Regions from separate parts of the Homo sapiens genome. Here all the other regions are linked to region 1. Evidence: read pairs that join two places in POLR2A ChIA-PET (ENCODE). Cell type or tissue: HepG2. All regions are shown on one strand. Each heading gives the region's core, and the rest is flanking DNA. Links, peaks and the distances in the headings are about the cores only. Region 1 has its middle 120 kb from the start of LINC02815. Region 2 overlaps LINC02815 (long intergenic non-protein coding RNA 2815). Region 3 has its middle 130 kb from the start of RHOU.

Region 1 (5,884 bases), core at 478-5,477:
GGTTCAGCTCAGGGATGGGCACTGCTCCCCACGCTCCTCCAATGGGGCAGCTCCCTGCTCCGACCCCACCTCCCACCTCCCCCAGCAGCTCAGACAGCCATCTGTGCGGCAGATGAGCTGCACACAGAAGGTGCTCGGCAAACACTTGCCGAATCCCCTGAAATGGTCCATCTGGGCCCCTTTACAAATCGAATTCTTTCTAGATCAGTGGCGCCCAACAGAATTATAATGTGAGCCACACACGTCATCTTACATTTTCTAGTGGCTAACTAAGAAGTAATAATAATAAAAAGAAACAGGTGAAATTAACTTTAGCAATATACTTTGTATATAAAAATCATTATCATTCCAACATGTAATCGTATAAAATTTGTAAGATTTTTATAGTCTCTTTTTCTAGTACCAAGGGCTTGAAATTCAGTGTCAGTTTGGAATTGCCACATTTAGAGTGCTCAGTAGCCGCATGGGGCTTGCAGCTACCACCCTGAGCTGCAGCTCTGAACTCTAACCAGGACTCGGGGCAACTGGGGCCCAGGCTGGAGCTCAGCTCAGAAGGAAGGTGCTAGGTGGAGTCCTCCAGCCACAAGTCACAAAGCAGACTGTGTTGGGGGGCCTTTGCCACTGCACCCCCCTCCCCACCGTCCTCACTTGCCTTCCCCACCTGGCACTGTATCTGGTGGGAGGAGATGGGCAGGGCGTGGGAACAGAAGGAATGGATGAGGACTTAGAGATGTGTGAGCAGCTCTCACAGCCATACACTGCCCCTGCTGGGGAGTCCATGTGGACCCCTCAGCTGGGACTGACCCCATCACCTGTAGTGAGACACACCAAGAAACACGCCCCATCAACACAAAAATGTCTGCTAGGCCAAATCTGGCACAAGCTTAGTGACAGCTGAGTTAAATTACTGTATCCATGGTGCAGTCACCAAATACTTGCAGCCCTCAATCATTTTCAGCTGTCTTTTTGGGGACAACAGAGACATATACAGATTGTCAATTCAACATGAGCTCATTTTATTAGACGCAATCAGCCATATGGCACTTTGCGACCAGTAGACGTGCTCCTTTGACAATCAGTGTTATTGAGCCTGCTCAGTAATGAGTTAGCTACTGGTCTTGTCTTCCCTTAGAAGAATCCATTTAACTCCTATGAGTGAGTCAGCTTTTTCCTAAGTGACATCTTTGAGGGGAATGCAATGCCAGCTTGTCACATGCCAGGCTCTGGCGCTCAGTTCCAGAATGTTAGAGCTGGGAAGGTCTTGGTTCTCTCCTAGTCCTGTGGCTTTTGAGCTTTACTTTCTAAGTGCAAAACTTTCTTTCAAATGAAATCTTATGGGGAGGCCTGACTAAGACAGATTCTTCTGTAGGAGCTGGAAGGACAGCACAGAGCTCTCCCTCCCTTCCTCCTCCCCAGGCACCTCTGTGTGGTCAGGGTTTATTAGAAAACCAGCAACGCTAGGCAAGCCACTCATTGTACACATCTTAAAAGCAGGACCCAGAGCAGCTGTGTGTGATATAGTCACACTGTGCCATGACAGAGCCAGGGTTGGAATTCCACTCTCAGATTCTAAGACCTCTACTATTATTATTATTATTATTATTATTTGAGATGGGATCTTGCTATGTTGCCCAGACTAAAGTGCAGTGGCCCTTACAAAGATCTCTATTTTAGTATTTCCAGAGAGTTCCATGGAAGATCTTTGAAAGATACAAATGGTCCCACATGTAGAAACAGGTTATCATGAGGTTTGTTAGAGTTTATTGAGTGCTGTGTGAGAGGCCCCATGCAATGGCTTTCCATGCCAGCCCACAAATTTCAAACTGCAGTAGGAATGGCATTACGTTCCCAGCCTAAATGCAGTTATCCCTAACTGCCCTCAGGACCTGGCATCTAGAGGCTGGGGCACCATGGGGTCCCAAATTCTCTGTGCCCTGAGACCTTGAGTCTATAGAACCAGCATGAATGATATAGAAGTTATTAAGAAATTGTTTTAGGCAGTTAGTGTGGGTAAAAGAGTTCTCAGTGGAATTTCCTTTTAATAAAAAGCAGCCCCCAAACCATTTCTTTTCTAACAGAAAGCAGCCCAAAAGCCAAGCTGCAAGCATAGATAAGCAAGCTGGAAGGTCACATGTGTAAGTGCCAGCAGCTGTACCTGGAAGCCAAGTACATTCCAACATGGTGACTTCCCCTCCCTCTCCTTGTTGTCACCTGTGCAGGTGTCATGGCACCACCAGGTTGAGGCCACATTTGCATAATAAAAGATTAGGGTGGGAGGGCCAGTTTCTTCGAAGGCTGTGTAAATGACATACCTGGCCAAACCAATCCCCTGGGACCTACGTAAATCAAACACCGCCTCCTCAAGCCCCTCTATATAATCAACTGCATCCCACCCCAAACTTAGAAACCCTCTTGGGCACCCCCTTCCTCTGCCTGAGGAAGCTCTCTCTCTCTCTCTTCTTTCTGTGTCTATTAAAGTTTCCGCCCCTTAAACCTACTCCGTGCGTGTGTGTCCATGTCGTTAATCTTGTCGGCTCGAGACAACGAACCTCGGGTATTTCCCCAGACAACGAAGCCACTTCACTCTCAGATTGGCTAATGAGGCCCCTGCTACTGTGGAGCTGGCAGAGGTTTTAGTGGGAAGGGTCAAGAAGGGCCTTCATGGGGCCCTGGGGGTTCCTTAGCAACAGCAGCAGAGGGCTGTAGATAGGTCTATGGATGTCAGGGAAGACTCTAACTGGGGTGGGAAGGCAGATTCCACAGAAAAGGACAGCTAGCTAGCGATAGTCAGGTTCTATTATACATCTGGGAGACCTGTACTTGGCAGGCACTAAATGGGCTATGAGCTAAGGCCTGGGCTGGACCCTGGGGACGGCCACGACATCTGCCTACCAGAATGGGCAGAAAGACCTCCGGGGATGCATCAGATTCTTCATCTGCCTCCCCATCTGCTCAGACTGTCTCTAACCACCTACCACCATTGTCCTGGTTGAGCAGAAGAGGAACATAAGCCAGGCCCGTGTGCAGAGGTCCATGCCTGTAATCCCAGTGCTTTGGGGGGCTGAGGCAGAAGGATCACTTGAGGCCAGGAGTTCAAGACCAGCCTGGGTAACACAGTGAGACCCTGTCTCTACAAAAAATAATAATTATCCAGGCATGGTGGTGTGGGTCTGTAGTCCTAGCTACTTCGGAGGCTGAAGTGGGAGGGTTTGTTGGGTTCAGGAGTTCAAGGCCACAGTGAGCTATGATTGTGCCACTGCACTCCACCCTGGGTGACAATGAGACCTTGTCTCTAAAAAAGAAAAAAGAACATAAGCCGATATCAAAGACCACAGAGGTGCAAGTCAGGGCCAAAAAGGGACCAACAAGGCGTTGCTGGGCTTCCCTGAAGGAGGTCCTGGAGCCCCCAGAGGCTGGCCGGCCTGGGCTAGGACGGGGCTGTCGTTATGGCTCTAATCTATTGCCATTACCACCCCCACCCAGCCCCCTACTCCCCCACTCCCCTACATACACACCAAGTCCCTGCCTAGGTCAGGCGGGCTGAGCCAAGACAAACACAGCACATGAGCTCACTATTCTGAGGCTGCAGCTCAGATGTGCTATCTGAAATGTGGGGTTTGGACTGGGGTCTTAACCGGAAAAAATAAGCAAGAAATTTTGAAACAAAAGAAAATGTTAACTTGAACCATTTCAGGGATCACTTTACCTTAAAGCTGTTCAGATTCAAACATTGCTAATGGCAAAGCCAAGATTTAAATGGGCCCATTGGGAAAAGAAGTAAAATGGGGGGATTTCCAGGAATGGATAAGAAGGTTAGAATCTGCAGTACATTAAAATTTTAAAAGGATAAAAGGTAGAAAACCAGCCCCAGGAGATTGCCATGAACTCTGACATGAGGGGGTTGGAGCACAAGCCCCACCTTTCCTTCTGCAATTGCAGATTTCCAGGATTCAATTCCATTTCAATTGCCTCATTTCCTTTTTCTCTTTCTTTGTTGCACAGTGATAGTTTGGAAAGTGGGAGGGACAGGCTAGAGGAGAAAGGGCTGGGGATAATGGGAGACAGTGTGGTAAAGAGGAGCACCACAGTACTCCGTCCCTAAAGAAGGGACTCAGAATGGGCAGCTCCTCAGAGCCAGCAGGTGAGGCCAAGTACACCAGCTTCTTGGTGCATTTTCAGTGACAGGTCATTTTCCTCCTACAAGTGCGTGTCTCCCTATCCAGGGAAAGAGCAATAGTAGGTGAAGGTTGTTAGTTGCCTGAGCAGAGAAATGGAGGCTTGATGTTAAGTTGAGACCAGATCTCAGTGAGCTTTGAAAGCTGTGAGAGTTTGGACCTTATTCCATAGGTGAGGGTCCGCAATCACATACAGATCTGTGGATGCTCTGGAGGAGTTTACATTCTCACGAGAAGGACAAGCAATTAACTATCTAAGCTATTGCATTTAATTAATTAACCTTGGCAAGCCCTACCAAGGACAAGTATGAGTTACCCTGACAGCAGATAATGGGGACAGGACTTCCTCTGTGGTTACCGACAGGAGATGACCCAAATTAGGGGGAGGAAGAGCATGAGTTTAGTCTGGGAATTGTTGAGCTTGAAAGGGGCTGTAGATGCCCAGTGGCAAAGGAAAGCAGACAGTTAAAATTGGATTAGCTATGCCAATCTAGAGCTCAGAAAGAAAGAGAGAGCTACAGATATGGTTGGAATTGAAGGCATGGACATAGATGGATGGGATTATTTGGGAAGAATATAGAGACATATGAGGGTCTAGAATGGAACCTTCACAATAACATTTGAAAGTCAGGTAGGGAAGGATAAATCAGCAAACGAGACTAAGGAAGCATGTGTCTGATCCATTGATTATTGTGTTCCCTAGAACCAAGCCCAGTACTTGGCATAGAGTAATCAATAAACATTTATTGAATTGAAACGTATATCATCTTGATTGTCTTTTCCCAGTGAAAAAACAAGCTGTGTTAATCAGCTATTGCTGCAATGGTGTTGTGTAACAAACGACCCCACAGCTCAGAGATTCTCTAGCTTCACAGCTAGCTCCAGTCTGTTCACATCTCCCAGCTGGGGCTGAGCCTGAAGGGCAGTGGTTACTCATGCTCTCATGGCAAGCACTTTTAGAGCCAGTGCCCGCATCATGCCCACCCACATTCCATTGGCAAGCCATAGCCAATCCCAAAATCAAAGAGACAAGTCGTAGATGAGAATGAGCACTTACTTTAGACCCTGAGCAATTTGTGTTCAAATCCTGGATCTACCACTAATAAATGCATCAACTAAGTCAACTTACTTAACCTATCTGAGCCTCATTTTCCACACCTTTAAAACAGGTGTAATAATAGCTCCTTTAGGGGTCTTGAGGATTAAACATGATATACATGAAGAACTTATGACACCTGGTAAGTGAGAAATAACCAGTAGCTACTGTGATCTCTGACCTCCCCTTCTAACTGTAGCCCTGAATCTCAAAAGCTTGGATGCTTTAACCAGAGCTCCATGCTCACATCTCAGGTGGGGTTGTGCCCACATCCCCCAGCAGCTCAGGAGAAAAGCTCACCCTGAATTCCGTCTCTGAGACACACCCTGGGGCAGGAAAGGGAGCAGAAAAAATAATCAAGAAGTCTTGAGGCAGGGTCCAATTCAGCCATTTACCAAATGCCTCCCAGATTTGCTGGAGCTGATGTTTAGTTTTTATCCAGTCCAAACCCACACTTTTGCCTGGAGGCATCCTTATGAGAAGTCCTCTTACTTTCCAGGCCCAGCTTTTAGTTCTGCCTGTGTTTTGAGTGATACCAAAGTACTAATGGGGAATAAAATTATGCAAGCAGACAGCTTTTCCAAATGGGACTTTTCCCAGACTGCATTTGAAC
Region 2 (5,884 bases), core at 560-5,559, 78 kb after region 1:
TTCTGGGCCCACAAGACCAAATGAACCTACAGTTGGTGGAGAGCCTGTCCCTCATCTTCTACCTCCAGCAGATTGTGGACAGGGGCAGGGTTGTATTCAAAATATTTAATGCCCAGTATGACGTTAAAGCCAGCACTAAGCAGCTGTAACTAACGTACGCAGCTGTAAACAGCTGGTACGTCCATGCCAGAGTGTGGCTGCCGATCGTCTGCCCTGGACATGGGCACCCAGCAGTTCCTGGGGGAAAAGCAGCAGTGTCTGGATGATGTGAATTCGGGTGAGTACACCTGAGACAGCGATGGGAGGACACTGAGCGGGGGTCAGAACCCTCCAAATGAGTGTTGATGTGGATAGTTTTTCTGGACCTTCAGGCTGGTGATACCTGGGAATATTTGGATTATAATTAGAAAGCTGAATTAAACAACCATCTCCTGAGGTTATGGGAGAAAAACTGGTTTTCTAATTGGTCACTTTCCAAACTAGTTTTGTGCAGTCGCTCACCCCGAACCGCCCCCACTTACATACTCACATCTCTTCCCAGCCCCCACACATGAGTCTGTGTCTTACTTTCCCTAGATGTTCACGAATGATGGCAAGTGTAAATAGGGTGCAGTTTCAGCCTCACTCAGTTTCCTCCATGTGATAAGATGCCTTTGCTTTGTCTACATTTCAGACACTGTTCAACAGGAGAGAACCCAGTGATCTGGAGGCAGTATGATGGCTGGGTGCCTGGGACCAGGCCAGTCCCTGGGTGTTGGCTGCTCATCTCTTTCTCACTGTAAAACGAAACTCATTCCATTTTAAATTTGATCTCGGCAGGTTTTTTTTTTTTTCTTTTACCACCTGGTCTACCATCCAGGACACAGCTGTGAATTGGCTGTTTGATGATTTTTTTAAAACTATTCTTTTGAAACTCTTCTTCTTGGCCTCCCAAAGCCAATAGATCCATGCAGACGGGCAAAGATAATGAAATTGTATCATTTGATCACTCTCATTGCCCAATACCCCGAGGTTTTGCCCAAACCTCAGGGTGTTTGCTCTTGAAGAGAACGCTCCTCTCCTTTATCAACATTCTGAAGCCAAACTACAACTTATCTCTCAGGTATCTGAAAGTCATCTGCTCAGAGGAGAGGGATTGGGGAGTTGGACAAAGCAGTTATTCTACCTTTAGAAAGAACTCTCCACAGCTCTGGACATCTGAGTCTGTTGCATTGAAGGGAAGTGGCCAGGGCAATGGGTAAGGAGTGCAATGGGATCTCTTATTCCCCACTGGGAACAAGCAAAGGGAATGTTCATTTTGGATTACGTGTCTACAGGGTGTGGCGTTATTCCATCACCCTTCCTCCTCTCCCCTGCTACAGAATACAGCACAGCTGTGTCTGTTTCTAATCAGACAAGGGCACCCTTTCCCTCTGTGCTGCAGGAATTGACTTGGCAGGAGACCTTCCCAGGCCAGGGGAGACGCAGGACACTCACTGCGAATTTCTGAAGGGCTGCCTGAAAAAGGGGCCCGAACACCACCCAAACCTGGAGCGTCCTGCTTCCAGAGCTGTGACAAGGGACTAGAGGACTGCAAGAACCCCTTACTCAGTGGCCTCAAACCTGCTGAGTATGAAGACAGCCCAGGAGACTATTAGAATGCAGATTCCTAGGTCCTGCCTCAGGGCTTTCAACCGAGTATGTCTGAGAAGGAGCCCAGGATCTGAATTCTTAACAAATCTTACCGAAGGAATTCTCATAGACGATCAGAAGATTGGAAATAGTAATATAGTCCAACGTTTCTCAGCCACTGTGGCCCCTTTCAAATACTCTCCAGAGAGAAGGACAACATGAGATTTTTCGGAAAAGCTCCCAGTGATGCTTAAACCTTCCCTCACCCCCTCCCTTCCTGCTACTGGACTCAGGGATCAAGAAAGAGAATGTTGGTGGGGCATGGTGGCTCACTTCTGTAACCCCAGCACTTTGGGAGGCCAAGGGGAAGATGCTTGAGGCCAGGAGTTCAAGACCAGCCTGGGCAACATAGCAAGACCCCATCTCTACTAAAAAGGTAAAAAATTAAAAGAGTCCACTGGTGCACACCTGTAGTCCCAGATACTAGTGAGGCTAGGGCAGGAGGATTGTGTGAGTCCCCACGTTTGAGGCTGTCCTGAGCTATGATGACACCACTGTACTCCCCTCTCTGGGCACCAGAGTAAGACCCTGTCAAAGAAAAGAAAGAAAAGGAAGGAAGAGGAAGAAAGAAAAGAAAGAGAATGTTGGCAGATGTGGCCCTGAGGCCACACAGGCTGGAGATCCACACTCAGTGCTCCCCAAGCCAAAGCTGGGACCAGCCTCCGGGGCTGTTCATGGTCTAGCAGTCCACAAGGCAGACTGAGGTTAGAGGCAGGCCCTGGGGCAAGGGGAGGCTGAGGGAAGCACCCAGCCCCACCCTGCACAGACCTGCAGTGGAGATGCACTCTGATCAAACTAGGGGGCGAAGGATGGCAGGCAGGGGGTTGTAAGGACAGTGATGACCAGTCCTGATGCCTGCACAGTGCACACCAGCACCAGCCCTCACCAATAGCAGGAAACAACACTGAGCTCCCCTCCAAGCGTGTCCATGATGTGGCTGGTCTGGGAAGCGGAGGTTTCCCAGAGCAATGTCCAGAGCGTGGAGCAGAGACTCGCTCTGGAGGAAGCCAGGGGAGCAGCCTCCTCCCTAGAGCTTTGGAAGAGCCTGGGTTAAAGGTTAGCTGGGTGCTCAGAGGGCAAGGAAATGCAAAGAGAAGCGGAGCCGCCTGGAAGGGTGGGTCTTGGGAGCTCAGCTGAGCTCATTAACTTTTAAAGCTGTTCTTGCCCCTCATCCCTCACAGCACCTTTCCCCAGGCAGCCTGAATTGCACAGCCCTGCCCGGAAGCTGCTGCTGCTGCTTCAGTGACTCTGGCACCCTGAGAAGCCTGCGTCACCCTTAACCCAGTAATAACTGGGCTATTCAACCTGTCAGTCCTTCCCAGAACCCAGCAGTCCCCCAACGCCTGAGAAAGGAAATGCAGCCTCCAAAGGCACCAGGCCCACTACTGGGAAAATTCTTAAGACACTGACATTTTAAGTTAAGCCCATGGAAGGGGAAAACTCAAGAGAGCTCATTAAACCTCCCAGGTAAAAATGCTGTAATGGAAAAGGCTGGGAAACTGACAAGCAAAAAAGTGTGACCCTTTCTCGGGTTTGACGCCCAGTCTCTGGCCAGCCTGGCCCTGACCTCCCACCCCCTGGGGTCCTGTCCACCAAGGAGTCAGAGTCAGCACTGGCCTGGCTGGGCCTTCTAAGTGCAAAGGAGGCTGTTCCAGGCTCCCTTGGGGTATAAAACATTTACAAGTTGGCAAATTGTGGTTACACAGATTTGTTATTTAAGCCAGTTAGACATGGTTCGGCCCCATGATCAGCCTTTCCAGTTCCTCTTTGTTTCTTTGTTCTGTCAGCCCTTGGCAGTGCGGAGTGACAGAAATAACCCTGACCTCCCACTTCAGCTGCTAGGAAGCTGTCTGGGGCCAGGCACAGTGGCTCACACTTCTAATCCCGGCACTTTTGGGAGGCTGAGGCAGGAGGATCTCTTGAGCCCAGGAGTTGTAGTTTATAGCGAGCTATGATCACGCCACTGCATGCCAGCCTGGGTGACAGAGCAAGACCCTGTCTCTAGAAAAAAAAAAAAAGAAGCCGTGCAATCTGGGCACCTCAGGCACTCTCCATCAAATGCATACATTTCCACTCGGAAACGTGTTATCCCTTCCGGCTTCAACATTCAGCAGCTGAACACAGGAGAGAAGCAGAGTTGAGGCTGCAGGTAGGTTTTCAGCATAGGCCAGTTCTGCTCCTGGAAATCAGCTTTCAGCATCTCAACTGCTTCCCAACCCACCTTTTCTAAGCTTTCGTGGTTACTTCCACAAAACTAGGCATTACTATTGCTTTGAGATTTTTGTGAGAGTCAGACAAAGGTTTGTATTTACCAGAGTTCTTGGCTGCAGGCAGCTGGAATCAATACTAGCTAGTTAAAGCAGAAAGAGTAATTTATTAAGAGGTCTAGACAACCCATAGAATTTTCAGGAAGGCTAAACACAAAACAGACCATAGGCGTAGCTTCTGGAAGATGGCTCCTCTTCCAGTATCACTGGGACCTCACTGCTTCTGCAGTTATAGGCCACGAGAGTTGCACAAAAACGAAAAACTAAGTTCTTTCCCAAGCCACCACTACTGGAGGCTTCATGTCAACCTAAGCTAAAAATATTCCTAATTAATTAACAGCATATTTGACTTCCCAAACCCTAAGACTTCCCAAACCCTAAGAATGTATTTCTTCTCATTTTCCATGGGAATTCAAACTCATCTCTTCATTCATTTAATATGTATTGATTGAATGTCTTCTGTGTGTTATGCTCTACAAATTTGATCAATAAGACTGAGCCATGCTCTCAGCAGCTAAAAGACCCAGTGAAGAATCACAGCCCTCAGAGGTAAGTGCCTCATAGAGATTATCCCAATATGCCACGGGAGCACTTACATTAGAGCACCTTACCCAGCTGGGCAAGGGACGGGTAAGCTTCCCAAAGAAGCCGCCTCCCAGCTGAGCCCTAAAGGAAAAAGAGAGTTGCCAACTGGCACACACGATATAAGCCCAGGAGCAGCACATGCAAAAATTTGGGGATGCACAGAGCTGATGCCTTCAGAGAGCTGTAAGAAGCAACTATTTGAGAAGAGATTGGAGATCAGGCCAAACAAAGGCCTGATCGCTGGAGGCCCTGTACAGCCATGTGAAGAAATTTGGATTTTATCTTCAGGATAGTGAGGAACCGTTGTATGATATATTTAAACAATTGATCAGATTTGCAATTTAGAAAGCCCCATCAGGGCCAGGTGAGGTGGCTTACCTGAGGCTGGGGTAGGAGAATCACTTGAGGCCAGGAGGCCAGGACCAGCCTGGGCAACATAGCATGACTATCTCTACAAAGAAATTTTTTAAAATTAGCCAGGCATGAGGGTGCATGCCTGTAGTCCCAACTACTCAGGAGACTAAGGCAAGAGGATGGCTTGAGCCCAGGAGCTGGAAGCTGCAGTGAGTTATGATAGCACCACTGCACTCCAGCCTGGGTGACAGAGGGAGACCCTGTCTCAAAAACAAAAACAAAGAAAGAAAGCCCTATCAGGCTGCACAGTGCTTGGTGGAGGGGAAAGTCACTGTCATGGTGACTTAGTGGAGAGAGGGGTGCTGTAGGGAGTAGACATGGGGCTGGTTTCCATGTGAAGGCTGTAATCGACATGACATGGGGAAGGATGAAGGGTGGAGGTGTGGAGAAGATGTCAGTCTCTGAGAGAGGCAGGTCTGGGGAAGAATGATTAGTTCAGTCACATGCATTTCTTGGGTTTAATTCCAACAACTCAGTGTGGGATTTTGTTTTTGTTTTTGTTTCATTTTGTTTTGTTTTTTCAGACAGAGTCTTACTTACCCTGTTACCCAGGCTGTAGTACAGTGGTGCAATCTCAGCTCACGGCAGCCTCAACCTCCTGGGTTCAAGGGATCCTCCTACCTCAGCCTCCGGAGTAGCTGGGACTACAGGTGCATGCCACAACACCCAGCTATTTTTTTCTTTTACAGACGGGGTCTTGCTATGTTGACCAGGCTGGTCTCAAACTCCTGGGCTCAGGTAATCCTCCTGAGATTGAGAGTTAGGCGTGAGCCACCTAACCCAGCCTCCAGTGTGGGATTTTCTGTGAGGAGTAAACACATTCATGAGTGTGGGCTTCGTGGCCCCTCTGAGTGGGATGTCTTCATGTCACTGCCTAGAGATAATAATAATTGCTCTGGCTCCTGGAAGCCGCTTTGCTTACTTATTGGTGTCTTGGTTGGTTACCA
Region 3 (5,884 bases), core at 391-5,390, 170 kb before region 1:
AAAGCCAGTAGTGTAATTCAGTCCAAGTTCAAATGCCTAAGAACGAGGGGAGCTGATGGTGTAGCTCTAACTGGAGGCTGAAGGCCTGAGGGGAGTTTGAGGGACAACCAGGGGCTCCAATGTCTGAATACCATAGAAGATGGACATCCCAGCTTCAGAAGAGAAAGAATTCACCCTTCCTCCACCTTCTTGTTCCATATGGACCCTCATTGGATTGGATGATGCCTTCCCACATGGAGAGAGAGAGATCTTCTTTGCTCTGGCTGATTCAAATGCTGTCTCTTCTGGAAACCCTTTACAGACACACCTAGAAATAATGTTTCACCAGCTCTTTGGACATCCCTTATCCCAGTCAAGTTGACACATACAATTAAACATCATAAGCTCTGAGCCTTACTGCAGGGCAGAAATGCAGAAATTGTGTGCATTACCTTTCTACACAAACTTTCTTAATACTTTCAGAAAAACTAAGGAGAACTTTAGGCCCCATTGGCCTGTGTCAATTGTGGCTGAGAAGTCTGCAACAGGATAATGAAGTCTTGCGAACCAGGCTGTGTTGGAGTCAGAGAATTGGTATGGGTGTGGTCACCGAAATCAGCTAAGGAGGCCCCTAATCTGTGCTGTCGGCTCTCCTGACTACCTAAGTGCAGGAGTTGGGTCTGTAAACCACAGTGACTGAGACAGATCTCAATTGATTTCGAGGCTTATTTTGCCAAGGTTGAGGAGGCACCAGAGAAAAAGAAACATAAATCACAGTAGAATCTGTATCCTATGCTTTTTCCAGATAGAGTTTTGGGAACCTCAGTGTTTAAAGGGGAAAGAGCAATCAGGAGGGGAAGAAAAAGGAAAAATAAAAGGAGGGAGGGTAGGCAATGAGACAAGTGGTTACAATTCTTGTGAGGCTCTGTGAATCTACATTTTACACCTGAAAAGAAAGCGGAGGAGTCAATTAAGCATTAGTCTGGCACTCAGCAAATCTACATTTTACATAAGAGAAAGTCAGCCTGCGAAATTACAGCTGTCTTGGAACAAAAGGAAGGGAGTTTTTGCATGACTCAGTTTCCAAGCTTAACTTTTCCCTTTGGCATAGTGAGTTTGGAGTCCCGAGATTTTATTTTCCTTTCACAGGCCTTTCCACTGTGGTGTTTTCTTCTGTTTTTTGTTTGTTTGTTTGTTTGTTTTTTGCTTTTTGGGTTTTTTTGGGGGGTGGGGTGGGGTGTGGGACAGAGTCTCATTATGTCCCCTGGGCTAGAGTGCAATGGTACGATGTCAGCTCACTGCAACCTCTGCCTCCCAGGTTCAAGCGATTCTCCTGCCTCAGCCTCCTGAGTAGCTGAGATTATAGGCACATGCCACTACACCTGGCTGATTTTTGTATTTTTAGTAGAGATGAGGTTTCACCATGTTGGCCAATCTGGTCTTGAACTCCTGACCTCGTGATCCACCCACCTCAGCCTCCCAAAGTGCTGGGATTACAGGTGTGAGCCACCACGCCCGACCTTTTCTTCTGTTTATGCAGTGGCATGGAGCAGTCCCTCTAAGAGGGCTGACCCAGGTATGAGTCATTCAGTCAGCCTGAGGGTCCAAGGGCTGCTCCATGGTGAGGCAGACATCCAGAAGGGTCCAGAGGGAGAATCTATGGCAAGAGACAGCAGTCTAGAGGGATGGAAGTGGTGGCAGAAAAGCTGGCTTTTAAAAGGCAAGTTTTTATTCTAGGCTGACTTTCTCTTATGTAAAATGTAGATTTGCTGAGTGCCAGTGAATTTATAATTTTAGAAACCCATCAGGGAGTTTCTAGATGAGTTTCTAAGAAGTCTAAGAAATGTCCAGGAAGGCCCTTAGCCACCTCGTGGAAATTGGGAGAGAAGAAATGTGTGCAGAGAAAAGAGGGATTTTTGATGCAGAGAAAAAGAACAGGTGTGTCCCGGCTGCTGGCTCTGAGTAACCCGTCTAATCTCACTGTACAGAACGTACCTGCACTTTATACTAACAATGAGTGCCATTCAGCGTGCCATTTATGATGTTCACAGTGGCCTTCCTTGGTGTGGTCCCTGAAGCCCTGCAAAGCAGGGACTGTGCGGTCTGAACCAAACAGGGGCCCCTGGGAATAGGGTAGCGTGTTCTGATACCTGAGCTGGTAGTAGAGTCAGAGCAAGAACAAAAGCCCCAGCGAGCAATCTGGGTTCAACCCCTGTCACCTTAGCTCACGTGCCTGCATTGTGAAGTTCACGGTAATAGCTTGACTGCATTCTCGCCATGGTTCTGGGTCAATAAATCAGTCAGTAAGCACTGGGTGAGTAAGTAGTGCAGAGCAAAGTCTGAGCTTGGTGCCACAAGTGGATAAAAAAGAAATAGATGACTCAACCTCTGCTTATAGGGAGGCTCTGATCTAGCTGAGATAGCACAGAAATATTTGGAGAATGACTCTAGTGCAGAACTGAAGGTGCAGAATGACTCTGAAACGTTGCTGCACAGCAGGGTCCAAGAAAGGAGAGGGCAGTGCCAGCTGGGTATGCCAGGAAGGCTTTTGGGAGAAAAATACTGGCCAGGGTCTGGGAGAATCAGCAAACATGCCTGAGGGTAGAAAACCAGTGTCCCAGGACAGGGACCCTGTGCAGCCCTGGGGTGGGCTGGGTGGGACCGAGCCGGCAGTGCCTGCAGGGATGATGGGCACCAGAGCACAGCTCTCAGCCTATGTGTCCCGGAGCTCTGGGCGCTCCCAGGTGTCCTCACTGCACCGTGGTAGCTCCTGTCTCATGGAGCCACCTGTCCTAGCACAACAGCTCCAATCACTGCTATTAGAACAGATCCAAGGGGCAGGCTGGGAGGGTGTTAGGTTCAAAAAGGAGCACTATGTAGAAGCAAGAAAAGAGATGAAAGTTTTGCTCCTATCTGCATCTGGCCAGAGAGCAGACTTTGATTTGCAACACCGTGTGGTCTCTGCAGGATTACGAAAGGGAAGAGGGGGTGGGCGGAAGGCTCTCCTCCCCAGTGCATCATTTTCAGTTTTGTCTTTTACTTTCAAAGAAAGCTGTCTTTCTGACACTGCATTCTGCCCTTTCTGACCCATGTCCCATATTTAAAGGCTTCACATAGACTATATAATCCAAGTTATCCCTCTGTGGAGAAAGTGGCTATGAGAATTAGAGAGACAAAGGGTGTGCTTGTGGGAATGGGATGTAACGTCAGAGCAGGTTCAACCTTACAGCTGTGCAGTCCAGTTAGTCAAATATTAATGAGTCAATTTAATTAAAGATTAGGTCCTCTGTTGCACTAGCCATCCTGCAAAGTCACATGTGGCGAGTGTTTTCATACTGGATAGCACCACAGAAAGTTCTGTTGGGCATCATTGCCACTTGGACCAAGGGATCAACTGCTTTCTGGGTGGGAGAACTGAGGCACAGGGAACCACGGCTTGGACTCCAAACTTAGTGCTCTGATCAGTGTGTTGTCCAAAGCTTCCAGCAGACAAGGATTCAGACCACACAATTCAGGAGCAATAAGATGGCTGGAGTGAACAACAAGTTTCCCTTGACTTTAGAAGAAAAAGATCTCTAAATCCTGGAGATGATTACATGCTTTTCCTGAGGGCTGAGGAAAGAGGAGAAGCAGTTGGTTTGTTTTCAATTAGCCACCCTCCTCCTTTTTCTAAGAAGAGGAAAGTCACTGCCAGGTCACAGGGCTCGGAGCCAGGGTCAGCAGAGGGGCTGGTCGGAGCACCTGAGCCAAGTGGGCTGAGACTCTGATCCTCGTGAGTGTCACCTGCCACCAAATGCTCTCTCCTGGGCTCTGCCATTTGGTTTTTTATGTCTGCACTGTGCTGACCCTTCCATCTCCCAAGCACCCAATGTTCACCGCCCCTCCTTGGCATGTGTGCCCCCTCCACCCAACACACGCCCTCTAGCGCAGGGCGGGATGGGGGCCGCCTGCAGCTGGGCCCTGAACTTCAAAGTTGGGAGAACCTGAGTCACTCATCCCAGCAAGGTGGGCTTCCAAGAAACCCCACTCCCACACTACCCCTGTCTTCCCATAGGTTGTCCCTGGGTCCTGTTAGAATCTCAGAGAGACATGGGACTACGAGTTATCCAAATTCAGGAATAGTCAGAACAAGTGAGTGAAACACACCTTTGCCTGCCTGTGAAGGGCCAGCTTCTGCACGGGCACCAGAGACACAAAGATAAATGCTCCCAATGACCTGATTTACTAAGGAAGGAGAGAGACAGGAACTCACTGCTTAAGGGCTACGTTTATTCATTCCTCTATCCAGCAAATTCTTCAGGACTCCAGCTGTGTGCCCAGCATTATGCAAGAGCTGGGACTTTAATTTTCAGTAAGACCTGCTTTTTCCTTTAAGGAGTTTGAATCTAAGAAGGAAGCAGGCAGCACTGGAGCAATTACCCCACAGTGCCACGATCCTTGTGAGCATAGGAGCTACAGGAAACTCGAGGAGAGCATCCAACCCAGTTTGGGAAGTTCAGGTGTGCAGGAGACACAATGGAGGCTCGAAGGGGGTCGACTCTGCCTGGGGAGGGTGCAAGGAAAGCTTCTGAGAAAGGCAGTGTGGGGGCAGCTGGAGCTGAATCTTGGAGTATGAAGAGGGGACTGCACACCTAAGGCAAGGAACACAACCTTCAGGAACGGAGTTTGGGTGGATGCCGAGGTAGAGGGTTGGGCTTGGAGGGATGGGAAGGTGTAATTGTGATAGGCCTGGTGTGCTTTGCTGAGGATTTTAATTTGATTTGGGAGACACTGAGAGGTGGAAAGCATGAGAGTAACTCAATCAGATCATTCTGATTCTTCCATGTGGAAGGCAGCCCTGTAAGGCAGGGGAGGGTCTGGCTGAGAGAGACAGGCAGGAAATTGTGGCAGGAACCCAGGTGAGAGGGGCTGTGCGGGGATTTGAGGAGGCATGGACAGAGCGTTCTCCAGGAGCCTGCTCCCTGCGCTGAGCGACTGACTGTATCCGGTGTGTGTGTGTTGGGGGTGGGGTGTGTCTAAGGTGATGCTGGGATTCTTACACTGCAGCTGTTGTATCACCAGCAGCAAGGATGATGGCGCAGGAGACACTCAAGGTCATTGCGAGGGGGCACAAACACCTGGAGAAAGTAGCTCATCTTTGAGAGCACCATGTGCTGCAGTATCATTCAGTAGGACCTTTTTTTTTTTTCCGAGAGAGGATCTCTCTGTCACCCAGGCTGGAACACAGTGGTACCATCGTAGCTCACTGCAGCCTCAAACCCCTGGGCTCAAGCATTCCTGCTACTTCCAGCCTCCTAAGTAGCTAGGACTGTGTCAGCCAGGCTGTGCTTGAATAGTGAGATTCAGGCATGGGCCACAACACCCAGCTAATTTTTAAATTGTTTTGTAAAGATAGGGCCTTGCTGTGTTGGCTTAGGCTCAATATAACCTTTCTATGGGACATTTATTTGTTTAGTAAACTTTCTCTGCCTCTCTCTCTCTGGTTTTGCTTTTAACCCCAGAGGCCTAAGACTGAGTTGCTGATCTTCCTGTTTTTGGCCCGATCACACTCCTGAAAAGACTCTTTTAACTCTCATTTCCTGCTCCAGCCCCGTCCTCCCATAGGCAGCTTGCTGCAACCTGCTGTGGCTGATCCACTGGGTGGGCCCGAGCAATGGCTGCATTTCTAGTAGGGGGAGTTCTCCTTGCCACAGGAGATCACATACACACTCCCTAGGCTGAGCTCAGGAATGCAAACTCAAGTCAGCCTAACAGGGTGAGGCTGTCCCATAGGAAGCAACATTTAGAAAAGAGTCAGGCCAGACTGGATTCCAACCCTGCTGGGTGCAGATGGCTGGTCGGCAATGCCCCACAGCTGTCTTGGCCTTCCATGTGGACTGCTGAGGCTTCACATTTCCCCTTAGTA

What was found. Peaks named below come from ENCODE experiments on the same cell type or tissue, not always from the same donor. Only the 100,000 strongest peaks of a DNase experiment are listed, where the experiment ranks them.
Region 2: POLR2A ChIA-PET joins it to region 1 with 6 read pairs; 5 of 35 experiments call an interaction of 5 or more read pairs at or near these places.
Region 3: POLR2A ChIA-PET joins it to region 1 with 6 read pairs; 6 of 35 experiments call an interaction of 5 or more read pairs at or near these places.

The regions. Positions count from the first base shown.
Region 1 is chr1:229,028,648-229,034,531 of GRCh38, forward strand. No RefSeq gene overlaps it. Among named protein-coding and RNA genes, the nearest start is that of LINC02815, 120 kb to the right of the region's middle. RefSeq lists a silencer at 3,135-3,429 and an enhancer at 3,135-3,429. In HepG2, for the core only: no CTCF peak of the experiment used is centred there; DNase peaks (open chromatin) are centred at 3,254 and 3,994.
Region 2 is chr1:229,106,164-229,112,047 of GRCh38, forward strand. All of the region lies in intron 2 of LINC02815 (long intergenic non-protein coding RNA 2815), which reads right to left. Among named protein-coding and RNA genes, the nearest start is that of LINC02815, 46 kb to the right of the region's middle. RefSeq lists enhancers at 2,081-2,604, 2,605-3,126. In HepG2, for the core only: a CTCF peak has its summit at 3,000; DNase peaks (open chromatin) are centred at 2,678 and 2,968.
Region 3 is chr1:228,859,019-228,864,902 of GRCh38, forward strand. No RefSeq gene overlaps it. Among named protein-coding and RNA genes, the nearest start is that of RHOU, 130 kb to the left of the region's middle. In HepG2, for the core only: no CTCF peak of the experiment used is centred there; DNase peaks (open chromatin) are centred at 1,573 and 2,273.